7 separate regions of the Mus musculus genome follow, and regions 1, 2, 3, 5, 6 and 7 are each linked to region 4. Evidence: chromatin loops called from intact Hi-C (ENCODE). Cell type or tissue: left cerebral cortex. All regions are shown on one strand.

What was found. Peaks named below come from ENCODE experiments on the same cell type or tissue, not always from the same donor. Only the 100,000 strongest peaks of a DNase experiment are listed, where the experiment ranks them.
Region 1: a loop joins it to region 4, with 5 times the contacts of the local background. A loop is called at or near these places in 2 of 42 quality-filtered maps.
Region 2: it touches region 4 in a loop (6-fold over the local background); 18 of 42 quality-filtered maps call a loop at or near these places.
Region 3: it touches region 4 in a loop (3-fold over the local background); 11 of 42 quality-filtered maps call a loop at or near these places.
Region 5: it touches region 4 in a loop (7-fold over the local background); 3 of 42 quality-filtered maps call a loop at or near these places.
Region 6: a loop joins it to region 4, with 5 times the contacts of the local background. A loop is called at or near these places in 15 of 42 quality-filtered maps.
Region 7: a loop joins it to region 4, with 4 times the contacts of the local background. A loop is called at or near these places in 3 of 42 quality-filtered maps.

The regions. Positions count from the first base shown.
Region 1 is chr16:37,613,365-37,617,364 of GRCm38, forward strand. Hgd (homogentisate 1, 2-dioxygenase) reads left to right here. Exons shown (of 14, transcript NM_013547.3): 7 at 1,999-2,033; 8 at 2,812-2,891; 9 at 3,388-3,487. Among named protein-coding and RNA genes, the nearest start is that of Gm46559, 18 kb to the left of the region's middle. In left cerebral cortex, a CTCF peak has its summit at 1,200 (motif pointing right); DNase peaks (open chromatin) are centred at 1,341, 2,359 and 2,952; H3K27ac peaks cover 3,220 bases.
Region 2 is chr16:37,107,447-37,111,446 of GRCm38, forward strand. Stxbp5l (syntaxin binding protein 5-like) reads right to left here. Exons shown (of 28, transcript NM_172440.3): 28 at 1-4,000. Among named protein-coding and RNA genes, the nearest start is that of Polq, 98 kb to the left of the region's middle. In left cerebral cortex, a CTCF peak has its summit at 2,004 (motif pointing right); DNase peaks (open chromatin) are centred at 1,475 and 2,015.
Region 3 is chr16:38,195,518-38,199,517 of GRCm38, forward strand. All of the region lies in intron 7 of Gsk3b (glycogen synthase kinase 3 beta), which reads left to right. Among named protein-coding and RNA genes, the nearest start is that of Gm25617, 40 kb to the left of the region's middle. In left cerebral cortex, a CTCF peak has its summit at 1,963 (motif pointing left); DNase peaks (open chromatin) are centred at 1,038 and 1,962.
Region 4 is chr16:37,681,218-37,685,217 of GRCm38, forward strand. Gm35833 (a long non-coding RNA gene) reads left to right here. Exons shown (of 3, transcript XR_876061.1): 1 at 1-3; 2 at 2,091-2,290; 3 at 3,166-4,000. Among named protein-coding and RNA genes, the nearest start is that of Gm35833, 2.5 kb to the left of the region's middle. In left cerebral cortex, CTCF peaks have their summits at 1,569 (motif pointing left), 3,647 (motif pointing right) and 3,847; DNase peaks (open chromatin) are centred at 829, 1,558, 2,033, 2,759 and 2 more places; H3K4me3 peaks cover 1,331 bases; H3K27ac peaks cover 3,115 bases.
Region 5 is chr16:37,537,794-37,541,793 of GRCm38, forward strand. Gtf2e1 (general transcription factor II E, polypeptide 1 (alpha subunit)) reads right to left here and starts at 1,996. Exons shown (of 5, transcript NM_028812.4): 1 at 1,860-1,996. Rabl3 (RAB, member RAS oncogene family-like 3) reads left to right here and starts at 2,101. Exons shown (of 8, transcript NM_001042499.1): 1 at 2,101-2,167. The coding sequence starts at 2,122. In left cerebral cortex, a CTCF peak has its summit at 2,459; DNase peaks (open chromatin) are centred at 1,237, 2,028 and 2,314; H3K4me3 peaks cover 1,940 bases; H3K27ac peaks cover 2,027 bases.
Region 6 is chr16:37,290,456-37,294,455 of GRCm38, forward strand. Stxbp5l (syntaxin binding protein 5-like) reads right to left here. Exons shown (of 28, transcript NM_172440.3): 6 at 474-608. Among named protein-coding and RNA genes, the nearest start is that of Stxbp5l, 93 kb to the right of the region's middle. In left cerebral cortex, a CTCF peak has its summit at 2,339 (motif pointing right); a DNase peak (open chromatin) is centred at 2,336.
Region 7 is chr16:36,875,292-36,879,291 of GRCm38, forward strand. It overlaps a transcript of Golgb1 not described here. Among named protein-coding and RNA genes, the nearest start is that of Golgb1, 7.7 kb to the right of the region's middle. In left cerebral cortex, a CTCF peak has its summit at 2,228 (motif pointing left); DNase peaks (open chromatin) are centred at 363 and 3,768; H3K4me3 peaks cover 1,081 bases; H3K27ac peaks cover 792 bases.

The DNA.
Region 1 (4,000 bases), 68 kb before region 4:
CATCCCCTAAGTATCTATTAGCCAGAGAGTGAAGACCTAGTAAACTCGTGTGCAAACACAGTTCTTTTATAATTATTCCCCTCTCAGAGAAATGTCGATATGTATTCATTGATAACAACAAATTAAGAGGGGGCTGGAGAAGTGTCTCAGTGGGTTAAGAGCACTGACTCTTCTTCCTAAGGTCCTGAGTTCAATTCCCAGCAACCCCATCGTGGCTCACAACCATCTGTGATGGGATCTGATGCCCTCTTCTGTTGTGTCTGAAGACAGCGACATTGTACTCATATACACAAAATAAATAAAATCTTTTTTTTTAAATATGAATTTCTATTTTGACAGACTCTTGTGACATATACAAGAATGTCAGGAACAGTGTAGGCAGAAAAGGAAAGGTTAGGGCCTTGTGACGAAGGAGCGGCTCACGTAGGCAGATTGGGGACAAATAGAGTTAATGTCTAAGGATTGCTAGGGTTCAAGTCCAAAGCCAAGCTGCACGAGCAGTTCTGTAGGCAAAGTAACAGACTTGGCTTTTGCTAAGAGCTTAGCAGCTCGGCGCAAGCTTAATGTACCGCATACTAATTAGCTCATATCCTGCGGTCTTTAAGGAGGACACATGTCACAGCACCTATGTGCACAAACTAGGACAACTTGAGGAATCACTTCTCTCCTTCTACCATGTGGGTCCCAGGGATCAAACTCAGATTCTCAGCCTTGGTGGCAGATGCCTTTACATGGTCGGCTGTACCACTGGCCTCTCTATTCTGTTTTGTTTTCCTTTAAAAAGTAAATGATATCCCTGCCTTTTCTTTGGAAAGCAGACCATCATGGCGGCTTTGGATGCAACCTCTAGGACAGTGGTTGTGAACCTAGGTGTTAAGACCCCTTTGAGGGTCGCATATCAGATACCTTGCATATAGGATATACATTACATTACGATTCATGACAGTAGCAAAATGACTGTCATAAAGCAGCATCGAAATAATTTCATGGTTGGTGGTCACCACCACATGAGGAACTGTACTTACTGAAGGGTCACAGCGTGAGGAAGGTTGAGAACCACTGCCCTCGAACTACACTTTTGTTCTTCAAACTGAATTCTGATCTTGCTGACTTAATTAATGTATGCGAGCTATTCAACTTTTAAAAGATTGTTTTTATTTATATTTCACTTTATGCATATTGATATTTTGCCTGCCTATATATCTGTGTACCATGTGTGCCTGGTGCCTGTAGAGACCAGAAGAGGGAGTTGAATCCCCTGGCACTGGAGATAGGGGTGGTTGTGAGCAACCATGGGAGTGCTAGGAATAGAACTTGGCTCCTTTAGACAACAAACAAGTGCTCTTAACTGAAGATCCATCTCTCCTCCCTTAGCTGTTCCACTTTTGAGTCATCCATCTCTCCTCCCTTAGCTGTTCCACTTTTGAGTCATGAATCAAGGCCAAGATCGCAGCCTGGTAGGAAGCATTGGAGACCTCCCTTTGGGTCTAGCCTTGTATGAGGTCAATCCCCCCCACACCCCCCCCCGCACGCACGCACACACGCACGCACGCACGAACTCCACATAAGCCACGTTGGCTTCCCTTTATTTCTCTGTAGCAGCCCCATTAGCCTCATTGCTTTAGAGCGCCTGAACGTGCTTCTTCTTTTGCCAGGAGTTTCTCCTCTTGCCTAGATGATAACAGATCTCTTGTCCAAAGCCTCATCAGTGGGCAGGAGGCCTTTGTTGTCTCCCCAAACCAGTTCAGGTCCCTATTCCTTCATGCCCCTGAACTTGACTTTCGCAGCATCATTGCGCTTTGCCCTTAGGGCAGTCCGCAATTGTGTGCTTCCTGTGGAAGTCTGTCAGACTCTAAGCTCCACAGGGAAGCTTCCGCTGATCACTTTATACCCAGCACCTGGTTCATGGTAGGCACTAAATAATAATTTGCGGAATGAATAAACTTGTCCAGAATGTGTTAAGGCTGAAAATCACAGAAAGTACTCTGTAAATTTCAGGTGCTTTTACAACTCAGATGGGGATTTCCTGATTGGTAAGTTCCTGGTTGGTAAGACTGACTGATTCCCTAGCCCCAAGCTATATTCCAGTTGGGTTTTTTTGTTTTGTTTTGTTTTGTTTTGTTTTTGTATTTTATTTGCCTGCATTCCCCCGTCTACAAGAGTGAGGTCCAGACACCACTGGTGGTCTGGAAAAGATTCCTAGTGTACCTCAAAGTGTCCAACGTATATTCTGGGCTTTCTGCCTATGGCTGTCTCTGCTGGGCATCTCCCGTGTGGGAGATCTTGGCAATGGAATGAAATGGCATTCCTAACGTGACTAACTTATTAGGAAAATTCTATTTGCTTTTAAACTCTCTGAAGGAAAGCCCATTTGTCATCAACGACCACGCACAGTTCGGGTACAAATTTTATGAGACCATCTAAAACCTAAGACCCGTGAGAGGTTTTGTGGTGTTTAGTTTTAGTATTCAGGAGTGAACATTCCCCTGTAGTCAGCAGACATGCAAATGCCAGCATTCTGGCTGAAATGTCAGAAAAGAGTAGTTTTCTGTGCTATTTCTATGACCCTTTTGGGTCAATTCACAAAAGTGTATATTTACAGGCTCCTCAAAGTGGGAAAGAAGATAGAGATTTTGAAGAATTTTCAAAATCTTGTAGGCAGTAAAATAGCTAACTGACATTGTCAGAATACAGTTCACCCCTAAGAGACCCCTCGTTCGCAATAACAAGCAAATACAAGCATTAAGCTTTCGGGTTCTCCTTTGAACAGGATTGCTCACTACTACACGGTCTTTTCCCCTCTCCTCCCAGTTCCCCAGAAAGGGAAACTTCTCATTTACACCGAGTTTGGCAAGATGTCCCTGCAGCCCAATGAAATCTGCGTCATTCAGGTTGGTTCTGAGCCCCCCTCTCCCCACCACTTCTCCCTAATTTGGGAGCAATCAGATGTTTCAGTTGCTGCTATTTCTAACCCTAAAATGTCTCTGTCATGTCTGGGCGACCATAGGGAGGAGTCAGAGTTAAACAGAAGGCTTCGGGGTAAGCGGGCTTGGTGCCTGCTTTGTTTAATATAGCGCACAATCACCAAGCAGAGAGTGGTTACCACTTCCTTTCCCTAAGTGTTAGTAGTCTGCTTCAGGCTGTGTCAGAGACAGGAGACGGTGAAGGTATTCACAAATATATTGAGTTGTGGCTAACTGGGGGCTGCTGTTATCTCTGGACCCAATAAGACATTAATTATTGGTATGATTAGGAATTAGATTTTTTTTCCTTTGTGGCCCATCTTTAATCTGCTCACCTGGAACAGCATCCTTGGGAACACAAGCACTTTATTTCTGCATATAACTGCAAGAATATGATTGATGATGCCACGCTTCTGTCCTCCAGAGAGGAATGCGATTCAGCGTCGATGTCTTTGAGGAGACCAGGGGCTACATCCTGGAGGTCTATGGTGTCCACTTTGAGTTACCTGACCTGGGACCCATCGGTAAATCTTCACCCCAAGCCTTGCTTGAGATTCATCTCCTCCCATCTCTTCCTGGCTCTCACACTCAAACTTCAACTTCCCCCTTCAGACAACTTCCTTAGACAAAATGCCTGCCTACAAGATATATGAACAATAGAAAATGGTCCAAACCAATCTATTATACGTTCCTCTAAAACAATAAGATAGAACAATGGCAATAAAGTCATTTAATGGGTTTCTGGTTAGATGTTTATATTATAAGGGATGCAAAAGGGGTTAACAAAAATAGCTTTACCAAAGATGAGATTTGAGACTTGATTAAATTCTTTTTTTTTTTTTAAATCAGAGTCTCTCATAGCCCAGGCTGACCTCTTATTCTCTGTATAGATAAGAACAGCCTTGAACTTCTTCCTGGGTGCTGGGATTATAGGTGTTTGCTACCATGCCCAGCCCCATGCGGTGCAGGGCACTGAACCCAGGGCTTTCTGCTACTCAAGGACTTTACCATCTGAGCTCCTTGGCCCTGAGATTCAA
Region 2 (4,000 bases), 570 kb before region 4:
AAATGTTTCAATCTATGATCATGTATTACATGCAGTTGTCATGGATTTTGGCTTCCTAGATCTGGAATATCTGTCTTTCCTCATCTTTTGTTATACCAAACTTCCTAGGGGGCAGCCGTATTTAGAAATTGCCAAGTGTAGTTCTATTTAACATTTCCACAGGACGAGACCTAGCTTGCATCTTGGCAGGGATGCTGTGTTCTTGTCAAAGGCAGAACAGGATGTTGATTTGCCCCATCACTGGTGACAGGACTTTGGTCCCTCAATAACAAATATGGTATCTTCCATGTTTTTTTGGTGTAAATGTCTTTTAATGTTTAACAGTTTTGAAGACACTTGGAGATGATGTAAATCATTCTCTACTGAGATCCTACTTCACCCCATTAGCTTGAGCACTAACTGGTATATACCGCCCAACATATTATAACAATGGTTATCTAACAGCAACTTTTAAATTCCATTTACACTTATTAGCTGGCATTTGATTGTGTGAATAACTTTCTCTCTTCCATATTTACTTATTATCAGTGTGAATTCATGGGTTCCTATTTTATTCTATTACTATGTTTTATAGTTAAATTATCCTTGACTTGGCCTGTGTAAGCTCTTTCAAGCTGTTTTTGAGTGCTTCTGAAACGTAGCTATCTTTCATCGAATACTTCACCTTCTGATACAGACTATATTCCAGAATTGAACCAGTCACTCTTCATGATGCTCTAGCCCATTAGCAGGAAAGAATACTTGGAAATCATAATCCAGCATTAATTGTCTTGATTGCTTTGTATCTTTCTGTCTATTCAGTGTTCAGAATTAGGAAATATTTATATACAACATATACACACCTTTTCAGCATGCATACACACACATATAATATATATTTATATGTGTATCTATGTATATAGCTATTTATATAGATACAATTATATAAATATGTATAGTATATATATATATGTATATATATATATATGGACAATCATGTTCACACTGATAACCAATTGTATTCGACATTACAAGAGTTTTCCTACCTTTTCTTCTTTAAGAAGTTTTATTATTTTAAATTGAGACATAATAACTATACTGACAGGGAATATTTGATAGTCCTGTACATCCTTAGCATAATCACCCCCTCAACTGTCACCTCTTTGTGGTGGAACACTTAAAAGTCCTCTTCTTTATCCATTTTGAGCATAAAAGTTACAGCCCCAGTTACCGTGCTATATGTAGAAGCACCAAAATTTAAAGCATTTTAGGTTTTTCTTTTAATTGTATACCCTTCTGCAGTCTCTGTGAGAAACTTGGCTCCCATGTCCTCAATGAATTTATTTAAATGCTCAATTCCTTGAATGTGGCCACCCTCCAGAACCAAAGGGGTTGCCTCTGCCCTGCTTCAAAGACGACCTCAAATTCCAAGGTCACTGACCAGGGAAGTCTCAGCTGCCCCTCCCCCCGCTCAGCTCTGTGGGTGCACCTCTTACTTCACCCCTGTGGTACCCACTTCTATGTGAGCTTGCCACTGCTAACCTGCCCCAGTGCTGGGCTTGCCCTTTAAATAGAGCAGATGGCAGGAGCGGCTTGAGGAAGGAAGTCCTGTTGAATGGGAGTGAGGGAGCAGGGGAGGCAGGAACGGAATGACAGAGGAAGGGAGACGAGGGGGGGGGGGAAGCAGAAGAAAATGGAGAACAGAGTTTTGTGGACTTATGTTGTCATCACAGAAAGACAAACTGATTCTGCTGAGACAGATCTGAAATAGAGACTAGCATTTATATTTTAAAAGGCCCTATACCTTTTTCTTTTACTCAAAAGTATTTTTTAGCCCAAGGCTAGTTGTCGTTCCTTTCAGCTATAGAAGAAAGCTTGTGGTGGAGGAAGAATTTTCCTAAGATAATTAGAACTTTGGAAGAAGAATACGATCAGTTGGCTAAGGCCACCATATAGGAAAATACCAGAAGGAGAATCAACCAGCTGGTGAGAGCAGAGCAAATCAGAGGATTCCATGACCACTAGATGGAAGCATAAACTCACAGCAGACTCATTCTTCCAGCTTGAGCTGTAAAAGCAGGAAGGCGGTCAAGGCCACCCTGAGGTGTAAGTCCTTGCACCACCACAGTGTCTTGTGGGCACTGTTATCAAGTTTGCCTTTATATTTATTCCACCGCAGGTCCCAGTTAATCAATAGCCTTACAGTTTGTCTTTAAATTTTCACTAAACTCTTACACATGTCTGCAATTTGATAGAAAATCTGAATAGGTATTTCTAACCCGAGTCAATCCATAAATTTAAACAGAATCTGTATACATCTAGGGAACTTAGATTTTGTTTTCTGCTTTTTGCTCAATTCAGTGTGTTCTCTTCATCCCCTCCATGTCTTTTAAAAACATCCATTCTTGGTAAAACTACAGTTAACACTTTGCAAATGAATGTTTTACCTCTATATATTTAATCTTGGCAAAAATCATTAGTATATGACATCATGACATAAGAGAGCATCTATGTACAAACATATACAATTTTATTGATATCTCTACAGACTACAAGAATTTTAGGTATAGTCACAATTGCTGAATGCAACAGAAAAATAGTAATTTGTCCTTTTCTGAAAAGATGCAAAAATTCTGAAGATGAGAGAAAGATTCATCAATGGTGTCACCTGTCTGTTATTTCCTAGAGTAAAACATCGCATAATTCAGTACTAAACGTGATAGGTTATTAGAGATTTTTGATACTGTGTACAACTATCCAAAACCACCACCTAGTTCATCTTCTGGCTTTGCTGTTGAGAACAGTGGGCCAAGATGAGAGGGGAAGTGGCGTGAGGGAGAGGACTCGGAGTGTTTTTGTGTCATTGCCTCCCACTGGCTGGACTCTTTCTTGCTGGAGTGTGAGCACTTTTTCAGGGCACTTGTTCTCAGATTATGATTTTTCCATTTATGCACATACCCCATAAGTCAAAGAACAAATTCAAGTGGCCCTGGGAGCTTTAGGAATAGCAATAAAACAAGGAAGAGTTGTTCTCCCTGTTTGCTAACCTCAGGTCCAGCAGGACACCCACAGCAGAGCAGGCGCCTCTCAACATGTCTGCTCCTGGAGAAGGGTGCCTAATAAACTTCAGAGGATTTAGTGAGTGTTTTGGGGAATTTCCAATGTCTAGATATTGAGATTAATTTTACCATTTAGCCTTTTATACTGCTGATTTTATGATATTTCTAGTGTCTTATCTAAAAGACAGTCAAAATTTACATCCTTGACTTAAATAACTGAAATCAAGTCACACAGTAATATTACAGAGTTACAAAGACTTAGTGGAGTTGACTGGTTAGAAATGTACACTCACTTTTGTTCTGTGAGAGTCACAGAATAAATGCCAATCAAGATAAGACTGTCTCTTTTACATTCTGTCTTCCCCGGTCCCTAGGAAGGGGCTAAGAATCAGCCAATGAAGGCAAGAGTCTTTCTTAGTCAGTTCATAAAGCAGTGGTTACCCAAGGTTGGCTGGACACTGGACCCATGTTTAGAGCTTTCAAGAATACTGAGTTCCTTTCCCAGTCTAAGACATTTTGAAATCATTGGAATTTTAAAAATCTCAAATGACTGTTATATACAGCCAAGGCTGACTATCACTCTTCCAGAAAAAAAATATTAATAAAGGCATTCTGTTTTGGTTGTATCAAAACCTCCTCACTTCCCTCAGACTCTCATATCCCTCCTCATACCCACAGGTTTCCCCCACGCTATACCCTCTGTCCTGTTTCTAGATGAGACCTTACTGATGTCTTCTATTCAGGAAGACAGATATACTATTCAGGCCAGTAGATAGAAATACTAGACTTTTTAGCACATGCTTCCTGGAATCTTGCATATGAGAGACAATGGTCAACCTGTTGGTTGATGATCATCTCTGATACCTGGGTTGTGTGGATACACAGTACTACCACCTAAGATGGAGCTGAGTAACTGTAGGTGAAGAAGCTGCAAAGCTGTTGTTTCTCCTAACACACTGAGA
Region 3 (4,000 bases), 510 kb after region 4:
CCAACCAGTCAGAAGAGTCAGAGACAGCCCTGCTCCTACTGCTCCCTGGAGTCCCACAAGAAGACCAAGGTACACACAACCATATGCAGGGGACCTAGGTCAGACCCATTCAGGTTCCCTCTCCATAGCCCCAGTTAGTCCAGGTTAGTTGATTCTGTGAGTTTTCTTTGGTGTCCTTAACCCCTCTGGTTCCTACTTTTAAAATTGCAGAAACAGAAATAGTATTCATTTGGGGGTTTGTTTACCCCAAGATTTTCAGACATTGCCCTTTCTTGAATATTCTGCTTAGGCTGAGATTCACCTGGAATTTTTTTAATGTTTTGTTTCTGCAAATATATAGCAGATGAATGGTTTTACTTTGGTGCTCATATGGTTTTTTTTATATAATCACAGAATAGTTACCTTTTTATGGAAGGACAGAACTTGTTTCCAAGTTTATGAAGCAAAGGCTGATAGCTAAAAACAGTTCTAATAAAGAATAGATTAGAAGGCTTCCACTTCCTAGTTTCAAAACTAATCATGCAGTTACAGTAAGTAAGAGAATGTAGAACTTGCATGCGTATAGAAATGGAATATAATTGAGAGCCAAGAAATAAATCTTTACATTTATGGCCAATTGATTTTTTTTTTGACATGTATTCTAAGAGAATTCACTGTGAGAAAACCGTAATTACAGGCAGTAGTACTTAGACTACTGGGTATGTATGTTCAGAAGAATAAAGTTGGAATCTATCTTTCTTATTACACTTTTGTGGAGGAGAGAACATTTATACAATCCATGGAACTGTGAATTAGCACAGACAGTATGGAAAAATATTTGAAGGTTCCTTAGAAGACAAATGTTTAATTATAGCATGATCAAGTCCCCTCCTGCACGAGTATCTATCCCGAATACTTGAGAGTGTGAAAGCTGCGCCCTCGGATAGTCATTGCAGCATTGTTTGTCGTAGCCAAGATGTGAATGACACCAGCCTGTGTCATCGTTCAAGAAACAGATGGTGATGTCATCATCATTGAATAAATGGATGGCGATATGCTTTATTTCAGCTTGCAGTTCTCAGGCCACACTCCATCACTGAGGGAAGTCAGGGCTGAAACTCAAGGCAGCATCCTAGAGGCAGGGACTGAAGTGGAGGCCATGGAGATGTGCTGCTTACTGGATTGTGCTCATGGCTTGCTCAGCCTGCTTTCTTATGGCACACAGGATCACCAGCCCAGTGGTACCACCACCCACAGTGACATGGGTCCTCCCATTTCAATCTTCAGCCATGGAAAATGCACTTTAGACTTCTCTACAGGCTAGTCTTATGGAGGTATTGTTTTTAATTGAGAGTCCCTCTTCCCAAATGACACTATCTTATGTCATGTTGACATAGAACTAGCCAGCACACCCCTTATCCTTTTAGAAAGTCTTTCAGGGTATACACCCTTGTAGCTGCGTGTATTGAGTTAGTGAAGGATTTTATCTTGGGATTGGGCCTGGAATGTAGAAGTTGTTGAACTGAAGGAGCTCAAAGGTAGGTTTAGAGGAAACAAGCGAGACCAAGGAGTGGGCTGTGTCATCTCTGGTAACTGAGCAGTGTGAGCAGTGTGCAGACGCTGGGTTTCTGTTGCAGTGCTATCTGGAAAGGCTTCTTCTTAAGAATCTAACCCTTGAACTGAGTCTTCACCATGGAAACACATAAACTATTTAAAGAGGAAGGTAATGCTTAGCAGTTTACCTGAAGACAGGCCTGTTTTAAATACAGCTTGTGGTTGTGAATGCAGGGCTGATAGATTGAGTGTACCAGGAACGAGGAACCTAGAGCTGTGGGCAGTAGGTGCATACTATATTCTAGGGAGTTAGAAAGCCACTGCAGGATTTTGAGCAGAGGAGTACCAGTTCTAATATAGTTTCTTTACTACACAGCAGCTTAAACAAAACGGCTACACCTGCAGCTCCTTCTTTGAAGTTTGGTGCCCTCTGGTGTTGAGCCATAAAAAAGCAACTAATCCCTTCTGAGTATTGTAGTTGTAATGCATTGCATGCATTGTATCCTATTGTAGTTGTTTTGTCTGTTGTCCTTGTGATGTAGTGTAGTCCTTGTTCAGTCGGTTTTAGACAGCCATAGAGGGCGAAGCTCAGGAGACCTCAACCCTAGCTTAAGAGCTACAGGCAACTAAGGAATGCTGAGAGCAGGAGAGATAGCTTTCTCAGGGAAGAGCATACTTAATTGATATCCAGTCCAAATGGTTATCTCTGACAATGTGTAATACAAGTAACATCGTTCTGACTGAGTGCTCTTGTGTGCTCCGCCCCCCCAACACCTGTCCCTGTCTATGTGTGAAAGGTTAAAGCAAAGCCATGAAATTTGAAAGGGTGGGGGAAGTGGTAAGGTTTGGAGGGGGAAAAGGGAACGGGAGAATGATATAACTATCTCAAAAAATAAGAAAATTGGTTTTTTTTTTTTTTAAAAAAAAACCTATGCAAGAAACACCCTTTTCAGAGCTTTTTATAGATACTTTCTGTGGTGTTTGTTTATTTATTTATTTACTTCAGGATGTCAGTTTGGCATCTGTTTTGATGTTTTCCATGTGGGGTCAATTTGTTACTCGTGGGTGAAAAAATATTGTAAGAAATGTAGACAATGCCAGATCTAGCTGAAACGATTTTGTTTAAGGGATGAACAAACATCCCAAAGGGATGTAGCAGATAGATCCCTGATTTTCCATTCATCCTGCCCATCTCTACAGTATAGAATGATGGGCAGAAGAAAAGATACTTTCTGCATAGATGGACAGATCATAAACTCTGTTACAATAGAAGTGTGATTCCACCTCTGAGTGATAAGTATTATTTCTCCTTCCTCTTTTACTACGTGAATATTCTAGTTTCCTTTCTGTTGCTGTGATTTCAAAACAAAACAAAAAATACGCTGACCGAAAGCTCCTCAGGGGAAAAGAATTTATTTGGCTTACACTTCCAGGTCGCAGTCTGCCATTGAGGAAAGTCAGAGCAGAAACTTGGTGACAAGCCTGTTTACTCCATTCTCACACAGCATTACCTCTGACCAGGAAGCTCATTCATAGCTAAAGATGTACAGCAGAAACTTGGAAGGATGCTGCTTGGCGGCTTACTGGCAGATCCGTGCTAAGCTGGCTCTCTTACACAGCCCAGGACCTGCCTGCCCAGCAAGTGGTGCCTCCACATTGGGCTGGGCTTTCCTGGATCAGTCAACGAACAGTCCCATATAATACCCCATAGTCCAGTCTCATCCCGGCTGTTCCTCAGTTGAGACTCCTTTCTCAGGTGACTTGAGGCTGTGTCAGGTTGGCAATTAAGAGCTCACTAGGACATTGCACTGCCGTGCTTAGAGAAAAGTGCATAGAGCAAAGTGACGAGTTCACGTTGTTGAGGGACTTCATTTATACGGAATTCATAAGTAAGTATTCTTTTTTGTGAATAGGTATCTTTCATCAAAGTTTCTTGGAGATTAAAATAATCCTATTTCTTAAAATCCAACTGAACTTCATTCTGTTTCTGAAGTGATACGGTCCTTATTAAATATGCTATCCATAAAATGAAAAAAATTAAGCTGTCCAATTTTAAAACATTAGCTGTGTTAAATCAGGTAAAATGCTCTCTAAACCTATTAAAAATTAATGTGACAACTAGGCCTTTCAAAGTTGAGCTGTAGTGGTTATTAAAATGTCTTTTCCTTGTGGTGTTGGCTTTGCTCTGTTGTCATGGGGTCTCCCTAGGTTTTAGACTTTTAGCTTGACCTTTGTTCACTGAGCAGCCCTTATTTCTATCAGCATACTGTTTTCTACCTTAGCTGCCAGTGTGAATAGAGTTTGCTTCTGTCCCATCTGCCTGCCTCGTGGATCTTCTTACATGAACACCAGCTCCTCGCTCTCCATCAAGGTGTTTTCAAGAGTCCTTAATTTATGTTGTATGATTGTGTCAGCCCTGGTGTTTTTATTATGTCAGTGGCCTCAGGGGCTCTGTTGGCTTTGTTTT
Region 4 (4,000 bases):
GAGGTCAGAGGCAGGCAGGTGTGGTGGTGCTGGAGAAGTAGCTGAGAGCTTTGTAAAGCAAACAGAAGGCAAAGGGGAAGGGGAAGGGGAGAGGGAGAGGGAGAGGGAGAGGGAGAGGGAGAGGGAGAGGGAGAGGGAGAGGGAGAGACTAGATCTGTTATAAGCTTTTGAAACCTCAAGGCCAACCCCAAATGACACACCTCCTCCCACAGGCCACACCTTCCAATCCTTTCCAGACAGTTCACCAACTGGGGACCAGTTGTGTACACATATGACACTATGGGGGCCATTCTCATTCAAACCACCACACCAAATATCCTCTCTGTAGTCTCCTTGCTTTCTCCTCTGAGTTCCCTCCTGTAATGTCTGTTATGGTTCAAACATTTCTTTTAAGTTACTAATTTCCTGAAATTGTGTGTGTGTGTGTGTGTGTGTGTGTGTGTGTGTGTGTGTGTGTGTGTCTTTCGAGACAGGGTTTCTCTGTGTAGGCCTGGCTGTCCTGGAACTCACTCTGTAGACCAGGCTGGCCTCGAACTCAGAAATCCACCTGCCTCTGCCTCCCGAGTGCTGGGATTAAAGGCATGCGCCACCATGCCCGGCTCTGAAATAATATTTTTATATGGAGAATTCTCTTTCTTAAACAGCATAATCCAGCCATTTTTAATACATTCACGAGCATCAACACTTTGTCATTTCATTGTCAGCATCCCCGAAAGAAGTCTGCTTCTCATTAAGTTCCTCCCCATGTCTCCCTCTCCCTTCCTCAAGCACCGGACACCCACACATTTAGTTTCTGTTTCTATGAAGTATAAATGGAATCACACAATACAACATGTCTCAATTCGCTTCTTTCAATTAGCTTAAAGAGTTAAAGGGTCATCCTTGTTAACAGCTCAATACTCCATTTTTGTGACTGAGGCATTCACTGTCCTGATAAGCAACTGGCCAAGGGACAGATGGGATATTTCTGCTTTGGGGTCATGATGAACAATGGTGCCGTGAACATCTGTGTGTAGAGATATTTGGGTGGACATGTTTTTGTTTTAGTTTTAGTTCTCCAGCATATATACCTAGGATTGAAGCATGAGGCTGGCCCAGACCTTAAGGAAACATTTGCTTTCTCTCCAGTCCCAGGATTTTTCCAAAGGGAACGACACAAGAGGTGTCCACTGGGTCTGTAACACTGGTGCTACCATTTCTGAGTCAAACACTCCAGCTCAAACATACAGGCTTTGGGTGGCATTGTTAGACCCAGGAGACAAACCACTGCAGTGACTGTAACAGCAGCTTGCGGCACCCAGTGGGGGGAGGGGGGAATACAGAACCACCCTTTTTGTTTTTTTACCAAGCTCTTAATATATAGAGACAATTTTATGTCAAGGACCTGGTTACTTGAACGATCATCTCCCTGAACCTATGAAGAACCTTGGATTATGGTTCCTGGGGGTGGTGTGTGAAGCAGACACTGAGAGGGGAAATTTATAGTACCAAATAAACAGTCTACAAGCTTGGAACAGGGCTGTGCGCTCCATAATTTCCCATCTCTGACTGAAACCTGCCCCCTGCTGGCCATGATCGGCAGGCATCCATAGCAGGGGCAGTTGAGTAGGTTTCTTCTACCTTATGACTAACAAGTTAGAAAATGTTACAATCCATTCAGCTATTGCAACACAGACATTTCATCTTGCTCAGAGCATTTATCTTTTGCCTGTTTTTTACCCCCTTTCAACCGAAGCAGAGCTTGACTAGTTTCGGTTGTGAATCTTTCATTGGCAATAAATATTATTTGTATTTTGCAGTGTCTGTCAAGGCCATTCTGCTCCCATGGACTCACAAGTCCCCCAAATCCTCTTCTACGGTGACAATAAGCAAGGGCTATTCAAAACGGGAGGTATAATTTGGAGGCTGTCAATTTGCCAGGAATTTTGCAAAGGTGTCTTGCAGATAGAATAAAGGGTCCCCTTGACTTCTGTGGAATATGCGCTTAGCTTAGCCAGATCCCTGCAGAGTGTCAGATGTGTTGGGATCCCACGAACACATGACAACACTTTTCTTTTTTTTCTCCTCCTACATCAACACCCTGCAAGCAGACCCAGAGCACAAAGTCAGCCCTGGAAAGAAGAGGAGCCAGTGTCAACCAGCTGGATGGTGAGAGGAAAACGTGGAGGTTGGCAGAAGGACAAAGGAAAGGCGGCTACCTCGTCCTGAGGGAACGAAAGAGCAAGTGGCCATTTCCGGAGAGCTGCACTGCTCCCTGCAAGGCTGTGAACCAATGGTGGTTTGCCTTCAGGTTAACAAAAGAAAAGGAATCCTTTGGATGTTTGCCCAGAGCCTTTGAAAATAACCTCATGCTACCACCCTGAACAATGTTTTAGGGACATTTAGGGACCCTGAAAGAGGCATAGCTCTTTTATGAAAGGAAAGTTGCTTGTTTTGTTTTGAGACTGGTTCTCACTTTGCAGACCAGGCTGGCCTCTGCCACTGTGCCTCTCCCGGTAAATTGCTAATTTGTGAAGAGGAGGTTTTGAAGAGAAGGGGAGGGGGCATAAGACGGTCCATTCGGGGGGAACAAGCATCCTAGTCACACATCTGAAAATCTGCCCCTCCTTCACGTGATGCTCATACCCTCTGCCTATTGCCCAGGGGTCTCCCTTGCTAACCCAGGACCACTCCCCACGGGTGTGGCTGCTCCAGTCAACAGCTGCTAGCTCCTATATTCTGTTCCTGTTGCTTCAACGCTGGAGGTCCTTCTTTGTCTCTCCCTCAACCGCTGCCTCTGGACTTGGCATTTCTCATACAGAAGGCTAGCCTTTGTGTCCTTTAGGAAGGACAGGGCTTCTACCTTGTTTAATATCAACCTTAAGGAGAGGAGACGAGAGAAGAGGGGGAGAGGCCGGGAAGGAGGGGGAGACAGAGACAAAGAGGGGGAGGGGAGAGAAAGGAAGAGATAATGAGGAGAGGGAAGAAGGAAGGGAGGAAAGGAGGGAGGAGAGACAGACAGACACACACACACACACACAGAGAGAGAGAGAGGGGGGAGAGGGAGAGGGAGAGAGAGAGAGAGAGAGAGAGAGAGAGAGAGAGAGAGAGAGAGAGAGATTTTTTCTTCTGTCTTTCAGAGAACATTCTGCTCTTGCTGTTCTCAGTTCTTCCTGTCTTTTGCAGAGCTTAAGACCGAGGGGAGAGGGAAGGAAAGGAGAGCCGGGTGCGTCTTCGCTGCTATGGAGTTGGATGGCTTATTTTGGATGGCTTCCTATCTAGACCCGGCAGGCCCGCCCCCTAAGCAAAGAGGCCTTGTTTAATGCCAGCGTCACATTTGAGGCAAGAAGATGAAAGTTCAGAAAAAGTCCCCCTTTTTAGGAATTTTTGCAGCACTTTTATTTGCGTGACACATATTAAAAAAAAAAAAAAAAAGTCTGTTCGGCTACCCTCCTGCATGCCCTCCCATTAGCATGGCCCCTTCATAACTGCCTCCTCTGGGCCTTGGGACCTTGGCAATCAGTCAGGGCATTTAAGCTCTGGCATTAGGCAGCAGGATTTGGAAAAGCCAAGACCTTGGGAAAGAAAATAAAAGTCTTAAGTGGTCAAAGCTGGGGTTACGTAATCCTATTTCTCTTGGGATCCAGATGGTAACGTTCTTCAGGGCAGCCAGTAGGGGGAGCTCAGGACGTTTATCAGAACTCCAGCGATCCGATGGTCAGGAGCCAAGTCAAGGCACAAATAAAACAATGAACCTTTGTGGTTTCTCTTCAGCTCTTAATCCCGAGAGGCTTCAACCCGGACAGCCTGATTCCCACCCTGAAGGACCCAGCGACCTTCTCCCAGGACGCCTTAATAGGTTTTCCGGAGTCTGTAGACTCAAATCCCCCGCCCCCTCCTCCTAAGTCTCTCATCGGTTTCCCAGGCTCTTGTGGGCTCCGTGCCTTTCTTTTGTCTTCCTGACTTTCTTGTGTCTAAGTTTCTTTCTTGTTTCTCTTCACTATCCTCGAGTCACTAGTAA
Region 5 (4,000 bases), 140 kb before region 4:
TGCTTTGCTCTCCTCTGTCCCACCTCAGACACTGTATGCTCCAGACCATTGGTTCTCAACCCTGACTGTAAAGCAATCACCTAGGCAACATTTTTAAGTCTACTAACACTGGGCCCCATTTCCAAGAGTTCTGTTTCAGTTACTATAGAAGGGCCAGATTAGGAACGCAGCTACTTTTAAAATGCCTTTAGATTACTCTAATGTGCAACAAGTCCCTGATCATTGCTCTAATCTGTCCCATGGCCATGACCATTTTGTATCCTTCAAATGAACATCCTGCATGGAGAGGACTAGTACTTGCTGTTCAGCCTGTTTCCTCTGTCTGATACTCCTCTGGGTGTCCTGAAAATCAGTACAAAGGGACGTTATCAATACTCTTCCAGCCAATAGTTTGAAGCTTGGAAATCCCAGGTCAGCTTCTTAGTGTTAGCCCCAGAAAATCCACAGCCTTCATTTCTTCACATATAAAATAATTAAAGAGCCTTTCTCACACAGGGCTTTGCTCCTTCCCCACATCCCCAATTAAGATAAATCAAGAGTATTCAATCTCTGGGCTTCTTAAAGCTCCTTAAATCAAGTTCTAAAACTGACAGCCCATACAGAACGTTTTCAACAACTTTATGAATTGGTTGTCGACATTTAAAAATCTTGGGTGCCTATAAATCCCAACTGCCTACTCCTCTTGCAGATTGGAAGTAAATGGCCAAAGTCAGACCATGTTCCTATATTAGCTAGTCTCTATGGCAGGTGACACTTAAGTAACTTCTCTGTCTGTGGAGGCTTCTTGGTGTGGTAGCTAGTGGTCTTCATTTATCTTCTTCTCTTCACAGTAATCAGGCATCTCATCTCCCAACGTCACCTTACCCAGTCCAGACCTAGATTCTAGTTGTAAAAACTTTTAAGGACCACTGTGCCCCTGGTGTGGAACTGGGAGAATCAAAAGTTCAAACCACTCTGCTTTTTTAGCAAAGTCATCCTCATATCCACCCTCAGTCCTCAAAGCTAAGCCCAAACCTTTCTCCTACTGTAGTTAGGCTTTGGGTAATGTTTCCTGGCCTTCTCAAATCCCCAACAGTGGCATCCAACACTCTCCCTCGCATTTCCTCAGAATTTGTACAGTTTCTACTTCGAAGGCCTCTTGTTCATTAATGCTAGCGCCTAGCATATTCTACTGAGATACCTGAACTTTCAATACATCCTCTGGGCACGTGTTCTTGTAGCATATCCATCCTGCCAGCTTCCACACAAATCACTTGTTTCACACCTGCATCCCAATAATGAGCGCTATAAGCCATCTTTTTTTTTTCTTTTTAAATTTAACTTGTAATTGCTTTAAGCAAGGAGCTACTACATTAAACTTGTGATTTTTGAAAAAACTATGCTGGATGAAAAGGGATTTAAAAAAAAAACACAAAGTGGGTGCAGGAAGCCCTTTTAGTTAGACTATTTTTAAATACTACTTCCCAAGTTCTAGAAGAACGTGGATCCTACAGAGCCTCTACAGTTTTCTGTTACTGTATTTTACGAACTCTCCATTCCTTCGTCCTACGACGGAGACAGCTCCGGACCGAGGTGCCCTCCACCAGCTGTGTTCAGACATGTCCAGACCCCGAGACCCCACAGTCCCTCAGACGCGCCCAGGGGCTTCCCGGGCCACACTCGACGCCGCCAAGCCCGTCCTACCCGAGGTCGCACATGGGCCGCTCCGGGGCAATGGTTCTTTAGAAGACTAAGAAGAGGACCAAAGCAAGAGGTGGCCGAGGAGAGGGGACTAGACAAGGAAGGGGACGGATAGAAGAAACCATGAAATGCCACGCCAGGTCAGAAACCGGGAACAAGGACGGGAGAATGAGGTTTACCCAAGTGGATGCTCGAACACTCCCACTACAGCCGCCCTCAGCACCTCAACTACCGGCTTCAGCCAGCCCACGCCACTTGCGAGACAAGGACGAACGCCTAATTCCTGCGACCGGTTTGGAAACCGCCCGCTAATCCGCACCCCGAAGCTTTCGATCAGTCACGCTCTGACCGACCAATGAGATGATTTGCCCTGCCCACAAGCCCTGCGCTGATTGGTGAGAATCCAGGAACGGGCGTCAACCTCAAGGAAATCGTGGCAAGATGGCGTCCCTGGATCGGGTGAAGGTTCTGGTGTTGGGAGACTCAGGTGAGCCGCTTAACCCACGTCTGGGACTACCAACACGCCCGAGCTTCCCGACACCGCTCTCTCTTCGCTGTTTACCCCCCCAGCTGCCTAGCGCTTAGGTCGACAGCTGAAATTCCTTTCAAGACCTTAAAACTACACTTCCCAGAGGACTTTGCTCCTTTTGTCGACGTGGTGGCGTGGCGGGAGGTGGGGGGCGCGGAGTCTATGGGTGGAAAAGGGACTAGTTCCACTCACTATCACTCCTAGTGACCCTCTAGGAAAATTTTTGCTTCCTGTCCCCACAACCCTAGGTTCTGCTGGCCTAGAAGTTTTGGTTCCAGAGAGGGGAGAGCTCCTACCAGGAGCCACAAAAAACATTCCAGTTCTTCCACTGCAAGCTTTGTTGCTGGGGAGTGGGTGTGGGGTAAGACATGGTCTCACTAAGTAGTCCTGACTAACGTAGAACTAGCTATGTATATCAGGCTAGTCTAAAACTCACTATATAAACAAGGCAGGCCTAAAATGAAGAGATACACCTGCCTCTGCCACTGTATTAGTCAGGGTCCTCTAGAGTCACAGAACTTATGGGTAGTTTCTTATAGTAAGGGAATTTGTTGATGACCTACGGTCTGTAGCCCAACTCCCCAACAATGGTCAGCAGCAGCTGTGAATGGAAGTCCAAGGATCTAGCAGTTGCTCAGTCCCACAAGGCAAGCAAACGAAGAAGAATCTTCCTCCTTCCAATGTCCTTAAGTAGGTCTCCAGCAGAAGGTGTAGCCCAGATTAAAGGTGTAGGCCTCCCTGCCTGGTGCTGGGACTTGCTTTGTCCCAGATGACCTTGAACTCAGAGATCTCCTTGTCTTAGTCTCCTGGGATTCATAGCCACTATGCCTCAAGATCCAGGTCAGAAACTTGAATCTCCCAGCCACGAGATCAGGATCACAGTGAGCCCTCCAATTCTGGATTGTAGTTCATTCCAGATATAGTCCAGCTGACAACCAAGAATAGCCACTACAGCCGCCGACCTTCTTTAAGACAAGCTCTCCCCTTGGCCTGGAGCCCCTAGGCTAAGGCTGTCAGGCCAACAAACATCAGGGATTGCCTCTCTCTGCCTCCCCAGCACTGACATTAGAGACGTGTGCCTCTTTGCCTGGCTGCTGTGTGTCAGTTCTGTGAACACAACTCGGGTTCTCATGCTTGTAGGGCAAGCACTGAGCCCCATGCGGTTCTTTTGTTTGTTTTTAAGTACACTTTGTATATGATCACAATAACAACATGGTATAATAGAGAAAGTCATATGGCTGGCAATAGTGCTCTAAGGTGATGTTGTTGTTTGGTTTTTTTTTTTTTATACTTTCTCAGTTTTTGGTAATAGAGTTTTTATAATAAAAAGTAAATATTAATGATAGGTCTATATATAACATTGCACAACAAAGAGATTTCCCAAGTGTTTGATACAATTAACAACAGCCAGGTAAATGAATGAGTGACTCCACACCCGCAAATAAAAGACTCATAGCCATGAAAATAGAAGACTCATCTCTTTCCTCTCCACCTAGCTCTTGAAGAGGTGCCCTTTAGTGTTAATGAAAAGATTGCCTGAGCCCAATAGATCTAAAAGGGGGTGAAGCATTGCTTCAAAATTAATAGGCATGATGAAGGAAAGCAAGTGGAATTACCATCATCGTCATTCAGAGGATAAGTCTGGGACCATGTGGTTAGCTGCTTTTTTCAGACCTACATGTAGGCACCAAAGTCCTTTGAGTATGGTAGCATGGCATCATGGATCCTGTCACGGGAGGTATTCAAACAATTTGTTAGATGTTCCCTGGCTTGGAAGAGGTGGTATAAATG
Region 6 (4,000 bases), 390 kb before region 4:
CAGGGTTGGGAGAATAAAATCTGGAGTATAAATAAATAAATAAATAAATAAATGACAAAAACAGAGATATTTCATATTATGTCAAAAATTAAGGGGAAAATTTTATGCTGTTTTGCCACTTAAAGATGATGACTATATTCATATTGGTATATTTTCTGTCTCTAACATTAATTTTCAAAACCCTGAAAATGTCACTAGCAAAACATAACTGTCAGAAATTATGACAAGATTCTGAAATAACATATATTACTAATGCATCTTAAGAAATGGAGAGTAATTAAAATACAATTTACATAAAAATAAAACACATTAGCTCAACTATATCTATTTTAAAGTTATCTGTGGTTTTCATTCAATATCATTTAAATTAAGTAAACATTAGTAATGGATGTATTAACTAATTATAACCCCACAAGTCACATAACACATGCACTACTTTTGTCAGATAAAGTGACAGGTAAGTTCAAACTCACAGTTCAATTGCCTTGTTCCACATGATGACATATCCAGAAAGAATGAAAGATTCAATATTTACAATATGTGTATTTCCTCTTTCTGTTCCAACATAGAGCCATTTACTCTGGAAAGGTAGATGACAGTAAGTAATTCTGAAAGAAAGAAAATTACAATTAAAATATCTGAATTTTACAGTTGATCAGTACATTTTCCTTACACATATCACACTAACATAAAGTTATAGTTATATAAATGATAGAATAACCTATGTACCGAGAGAGCATTTCGTTATTAATAGAACATAGGAGAAAAATACTAAAATTAATAATGACAATCATTATTAAATGCATGTTTATTACAGGCATGGATTTACATCATATTTAGTTTCAATTTTTTGACTAAAGCACAAAAATATGAGTTGTAGATAATAATGGGAACAATGATGTTTGAGACATATGTACACTGAAAATATTTAAATCATTTAACACTTCAAAATGAAGAAGGCTTATGGAACCTTTGCTTCCAGCATTAGTAAGTGGTGTACATTATTGTCACTTATGGTCATACTGTGTGACAGTATTTCAGAGCTTCCTTTACATATCTGACATTAATCCACCTTCCCCAGACTCCCCACACACCCTTCCTTCTTCCTTGGCTTAGCTTCTGGTAACTATCATTTGAATCACCATTTCTAAGAGAGCAACAGCACTATTTGTCATTCTGAATACAAGTATGTATTTCTGTTTCTCATAGGAGAAACTACAGTGATTTTTTTTTCAGTAACAGGAAATTGAACTTTGTTTTCAGTTTTTTATTAAATTACAATAGTCACATGTACTCAAAATGACAAAGGCATGTTCTTATAATCTTTCTAAAACTGTGACTAGGTATCTACTTTGAGAATGGAACCATTCTACATTGTAATTTAAAATTGTCTAATATAATTGGGATAATTCTAAGTGCTTTATATATCATAGACAAAATACAATAAAACTTGTAAACCTCTATTCTATAGATATTAAGTTTATGTCTATTGATGTATACATGAGACTAACCTATTTGCTTTATAATTGCCAAAGTCCATCATAAAAAAGTCTTACTTATACTAACAAGTATAAGTGGAAAAACTGTGATACAAACCATTCCTGTTCAGTTACAAAATTTAGTATCTTCTCACTGAGCTCCAATGTTTATTTATTTAAATAAAAGTCATTTTAAAGACAAATTAGGTACATAATGAACATAAATTTCAGAGTTCGTGGTGAAGTAGTAGTTTAGTTATCTGTACTTTCTTCAGATGCTTGGCATTATGTATTAGGAGGAAAACTGTTAAGGTCAGAGAATCACTTTATTCTCTCTCTCTTTCTCTCTCTTTCTCTCTCTCTCTCTCTCTCTCTCTCTCTCTCTCTCTCTCTGTCTCTATCTCTGTGTGTGTGTGTGTGTGTGAGTGTATGTGAATGTAGAGGTCAGAGGACAATCTCAGGTACTGGGCCACTGTTCCCACCTCACGTAAGGCAGCATTTCTCTTACTTGCCATAGTACTGCATACTTCAGGCTAGCTATCCTTCTTTTCCCTTCTCTTGTCTCTACCCTCCCATCTTAACATAGGAGTGCTGGAATCACAGACATGTGCCACCATATCAAGACTTCCTTGAGTTTCAGCATTCTATCTTCATCTTCATAATGGGCTTTCTGGCCAGCTCTGAGACCTGTTCAATATCTAGAGACATGAGGACTACTGTGTATGAAATAATAAATTCAATGATTCATCTACTAACATTGTAATTAGTCTCTCTAATTTGAATTCATTGTGCTCTTCTGGACATTCTTTTTAAATGTATGAGTGCTCAGTCTGTTTATACATCTGCAGGCCATAAGAGGGCATCAGATCCCTTTATAGATGATCATGAGCCACCATGTGGTTGTTGAGAATTGAATTCTGGACCTCTAAAAGAGGAGCCCCTTCTTAGAATTGGGAACAAAATACCCATGGAAGGAGTTACAGAGACAAAGTTTGGAGCTGTGACGAAAGGATGGACCATCTAGAGACTGCCATATCTGGGGATCCATCCCATAATCAGCTTCCAAACGCTGACACCATTGCATACACTAATAAGATTTTGCTGAAAGGACCCAGATAGAGCTATATCTCTTGTGAGACTATGCCGGGGCCTAGCAATCACAGAAGTGAATGCTCACAGTCAGCTATTGGATGGACCACAGGGCCTCCAATGGAGGAGCTAGAGAAAGTACCCAAGGAGCTAAAGGGATCGGCAATCCTATAGGTGGAACAACAATATGAACTAACCAGTACCCCCCTGGAGCTTGTGTCTCTAGCTGCATATGAATCAGAAAATGGCCTAGTCGGCCATCAGTGGAAAGAGAGGCCCATTAGTCGTGCAAACTTTATATGCCTCAGTACAGGGGAACGACAGGGCCAAGAAGTGGGAGTCGGGAGTGGGGGGAGCGTGTGGGGGACTTTTGGGATAGCATTGGAAATGTAAATGAAATAAATACCCAATTTTTTTTTAAAAAAAGAGGAGCCAGTGCTCTTAACTACTGAACCATCTCAGAAGCCCCTTCTAGATACAATAAGTTCACAGATAATCACTTGCCAGAACATATTACTGCACCAAATATTTCCTAGAGTTTACTTGGAAGATTATCTAATAGACTATCATAAAAGCTGAACAAAATTTTGACAGGCAAACAGATATACTTTTTAAAAAGTTAATGGTAAATTCACATGATTCTATCTTATAACACACATAAGAGTGAAGCTTATGAGCACTATGGTTAAGAGTCAACAGTAAACAGCCAGGCTTTTCAGTACATATTCTCAGGCTGCCATATTGAATGTTTCAATATCCTACCTCTCTGAACCAAATGTTATCTATCCTGTAGAAAGCATCAAGCATATCACATTAAAAAACACTAGAAGCATGCTGTGACATAAGAAACTGCAAAGTAAATTGATTTTTCTAATTAATGAGTAACCTACATGATACTGGGAATCTTTAATTAAAAATTGAAGCCTAGAATAGCTGTCTCCAAGGGATAGTTACTAATATTACACAGGAAATAACTTGATGGCCATGTTTCTAGGCAGTGAATGATCAATTTTCTATTTAATCTTCAATATAAATAGGAACTCATTTTAAAGAAGTAATACAATCACCATATCTGAATCACAGGAAGAGAGAGAGAAAACAGTCTAAGAGCCTCAAACATGAGAAAACTTCAATATGACATAGTGACCTCAACCTCAGTTAACAAGTAAAATCTGAGAACTGCCAGGTTCAGTGATAAAACCTGAGACAGGAGGTGTGAACAGACCTTATAGAACAGAAAGAAGACAGGAAGAAAATCCCAACAGAACTAGAACTAGCCTGTGAACTAATTCTTTAATGGTGGTTAAGTAAAGAGAAACTGGCAGAGGTCCCATCTAATATCCATCATTGAACTGTTGTCCAAGATTAGAATAACAGTTTAAGATTTTCAAACTTTAGCCTCAGTAATGGTGTCAGGCCTTGGGACCTCCCCT
Region 7 (4,000 bases), 810 kb before region 4:
AGCTCCGCAACGGCTCTGCTGCGAGCCCCGGGCCAAGGGGCTCGGGACACGGCTCAGCCGGCCGCCCCGCCCCTCACCTCCGGGCTCCGCCGCCTTCACCCGCCCGCCCTAGGTGGTCGCCCAGTGCCCGCCGCCGTACTCGGCCCGGGGACACAGACACCCAGTCAGTCTGCCGGCAGGGTCGTTCCTCCCCGGGGAGCCCCGGAGGCGGGCGAGCTGGTCAGCCCTACGTGCACGGACGGCCCTGTGTCCGAGCGGCCTGGGCAAGCCAGCCTGGGCACCGAGCCGGGGACGCTAGAGGCAACCTGCCCCAGCCCTGTGCTCGCCCCAGCCCTGAACAAACTTAGTGTTCCGCTGTCGCCGTTACCGCAGTCGAGGCCCACGAATGATCCTGCTGTTGGGTTAGGAAGATGACGGAGAGATGATCCAGAAGGAAGGGAATGTTGAAGGGAGTTCTGGAGGAAAAAAAAAAACCCTTGGTGTGGCCTTGTGGCATGGGTTTGTTGTTGCGCAGCAGGAATGAGAACAGGAGGACGAGCCTCAGGGCGATTGAAGGAAATATTTGCCTGGTTTATTTAAAGCCCCGCAGTTGGTCTGTGAGGAGAGGACAGTTTTGGGAGTGGAACAGATATTTAAAATCATGGATAAACACGTTGACTTTTAGAGATAGTTGGAAGCTCTCCATTAAAGGAATGGATTTCCAGATTTGAGCAAGATGGACTGTGCAAGAGTTTATAACAAAGTGTGGAGGCCTTTCTAGAAACATGAGTAAATAGGGTTTGGATGATCGGAATGACCGTAAAGGGTCAGATTCAGGAAATGTTCTGTTAGAAAAATGAGACGACTTGGAGTAGACACGGGAGAAAAAAAAATGAGGACAACTAAAAAATTTTAGAGGTTAAAAGTATAGCCAAATGGTAGGTCTCTTACTTCCAGAAGGCCCTGGCCTGAAGCATTGGTGTTGGTTACACGGCCTTTACTTCCTTGATCCTGGTAGGACTGTTTGATGCTTCCGTCCTCACTGTGCTTTAACATTTGTTTAACTACAGAAGTAGTTTCTGAACATTCTTAATTGCATATGCTACAGGTAAAATATCTTGAATGTATTCCTAAGTATATTGATTAAGTAAATTTTATGTTAATTTGGATAGTGTAACAATATCTCTGAAAATACACCACAGATTATAAAATATACAAAAATACTAGAGAATTAAATGAAAAATTAAAAAAAAAATCTGTCTACAACGGTCACGACGGAATTTGAAGATCACATAAAATGTGCCTCTTGGTTTCTCACGATGATGGTCAACATTTCTGAGGATTTCCACGATTTGGGGGGGGGTGGGAATGGGGTTCCCATTCTACTGGAATATAGTCCTTTCTAAAAGTAATCATCTTTAGAAGATTTTCCCTTTAACTCTCTTGTTCCCAGCACCTCAGCCCATTTGGATTAAAGAGATGTTGAGACTATGCTTATTTATAAAATATATCATTAACTTCTCTTGGTTACCTACTAGCAATAAATTATTTGTGACACATTGATGCGCATTACATACTGCCTGTTAGTAACAACCCAGACTGGACTACACTCAGAGCCTTATGCATGTGAGGCAAGCACTCTGATACCAAGCTACATCCCCAACCCTTAATGAAGACTACTTTATGAAGTAATGAAGAGAATGAGAAATCCTCTTTCTTATTTTAGGTACTTTAGGGTTGCTTTTTTTGTTGTTTTTGTTTGTGTTTGTGTTTTCAATAGTTCCAGATAGCCCTGGCTGCCCTGGAACTGGCTCTATAGACCGGGCTGGCCTCAAACAGATACCCATGCCTCTGCTTCCCAGGTGCTGGATTAGAGACAAGCGTTGCCTCTGCCTGGCTCAGTTATATGTGCTCTTGATCAATGGAAATCCAGAACCAAAGGGTATAATGCAAAGCACAATTCTGTCTACTTGCCTCTCTCCATTCCCCACTCCAGAAATTCTGGAAATCATTTGTCCCTAAGACACATTCCAAAGGCCAGTAGTACATACTCCCCCGCCCCCGCAAGTCATAATACATCCTTTTGCCACTTAATATTATACAGCAGCTCTGAGATGAACGTCTGAATCATGAAGGGCTCAATATAAAGTATTATGAGTATTCATATGCTAACAGTAGAAAGTTCTGAGTTCATTTCTCAGCAACTACCTTAGCTCACAGCCACCCGTAATGGGTTCTGATGCCCCCTTCTGGCGTGTACCTGTACATGCCTAGAGAACATTTTATGCACATAAAGTAAATAAATAAATAAAATAAAAAAGAAAGTTCATTGCCATGAAACTTCATGCACAAATTATTAAAAATACTATGTAAAATTGCTGTCAGTCTCTTTGTGTAAAATATATATGGAGTTTAAATGATTTTTTGTGTCTCAACTTAGTTCCTGTTCCCAACATGACTCTTTCATATGTGTATAAATACTCCAAAATCCAACGTGTTTCAAAATCTGAAACCAAAAATTTTGACATAGCACATTCAATCTATATTGAGCATTTTCAGTGAACATGAGAATAAAACACTACCCTACTCTTTCAGGCAGCTATACAGCCTTACCTTGTAGAAATTAAAAAAGGAAATACAGTTAGCAGTCCTCCCCTGATGGGCATTTAGGTTGTTTGTGATCATGAACAGTCAAACACTGCTGTGAGGACATCTTTGTTTCCAAGTGTGCTTATGTCTGTGTGAGCCTGTATGTGGAAAAATAAGTTACCTGAGGGTATACTAATTGTTATGAATCGTTATTTTAGCTTACATACCTAGAAAAATAAGGTCACCCACATCACTATTAATGTGGTACCCCCCCACCCCCCCCCCCACACACATCCCTGTTTTCATCCTGGATGAAGAGTGGGTTGAGGAAGTTACTCAAAAAAAAGGGGGTGGCTTTTGTGTGTCACCACCAGCCAAGAAACTTGTAGAATTGTGTCACTGGACAAATTCCCTGCATATTAGTTTACTCATCTTAAAATTAGAGCTATTGATTGTATCTACTTCTTAGTGTCCTTGGATAAAATTAAACAATGAGGATAAATAAGTTCTATGTAAAGGCCTGGAGCATTGTTTGGTAGGCAGTGGTATGTATATATGCTGTAGGTACCATTTATTTCTAAGTTAGTAAAAATCAGGTTTTTTGTATTATGAAATGTTATTTCTGCTTGTAAAGGTCTATCCTAATCTTGATACGGATTTTCTAGCTGTTGTAGCAATACTGACCTATTAACTCTTCAGGCTGGTGGTAGATCACTTTGAAAATTAAGACGTTAAAACCACAGAGAGCCAATCAAAAATGCATGAGATGAACATGAATGCCTCAGTGACTTGTGGGCATGTGATTTAGATTTCAGAGAAAGGAATGGGAGTGGGTACACAGAGGCACCCATTTGTGCTGTTTGACTCTTTTGCTTCTATTCCTGTGCAAGTTATACTATGGTCTCTGTGGCTAGGGATGTGCCATCTATTTCTTGTATAATTCCTAGTGAAACACTACCTACCAGATACATATCTTTAAATTAGTAATTGTCAATAAACAGTGAAGGCTTTGAGAAAAACTTCTTTAAAATTTTTTTTGCTCGCATTTTATTGTAAATTTTATTTTAATTTGTATGGATGTTTTGCTTGTATGTATGTCTGTGCACTAAGTATGTGTATAGTACCCCTGGAACTGGAGTTACAGATGGTAGTAAGCCACTGTGTGGGCGCTAGGAACCAAATGCATGTTTTCTGAAAGAGCAACCAGTGCTCTTAAGCGCTGAGCCATCTCTCCAGCGCTAGGCATTTTATTTGACTTTGCAGTACTTCTTCAGGGAAGTGTCAGATCATACGGCAGGGAGGGTGTGTCGAGCATGAACTTGGAGAGTGCCCTTCTATTTGCCTGTTTTATAGAAGCTTGGCCTTCACTTGGAGCTCTGTTTGAGTTTCCTGTTTAGTTGTTCTTTGTGATGCTGGCACTTTGTGAAGTGAC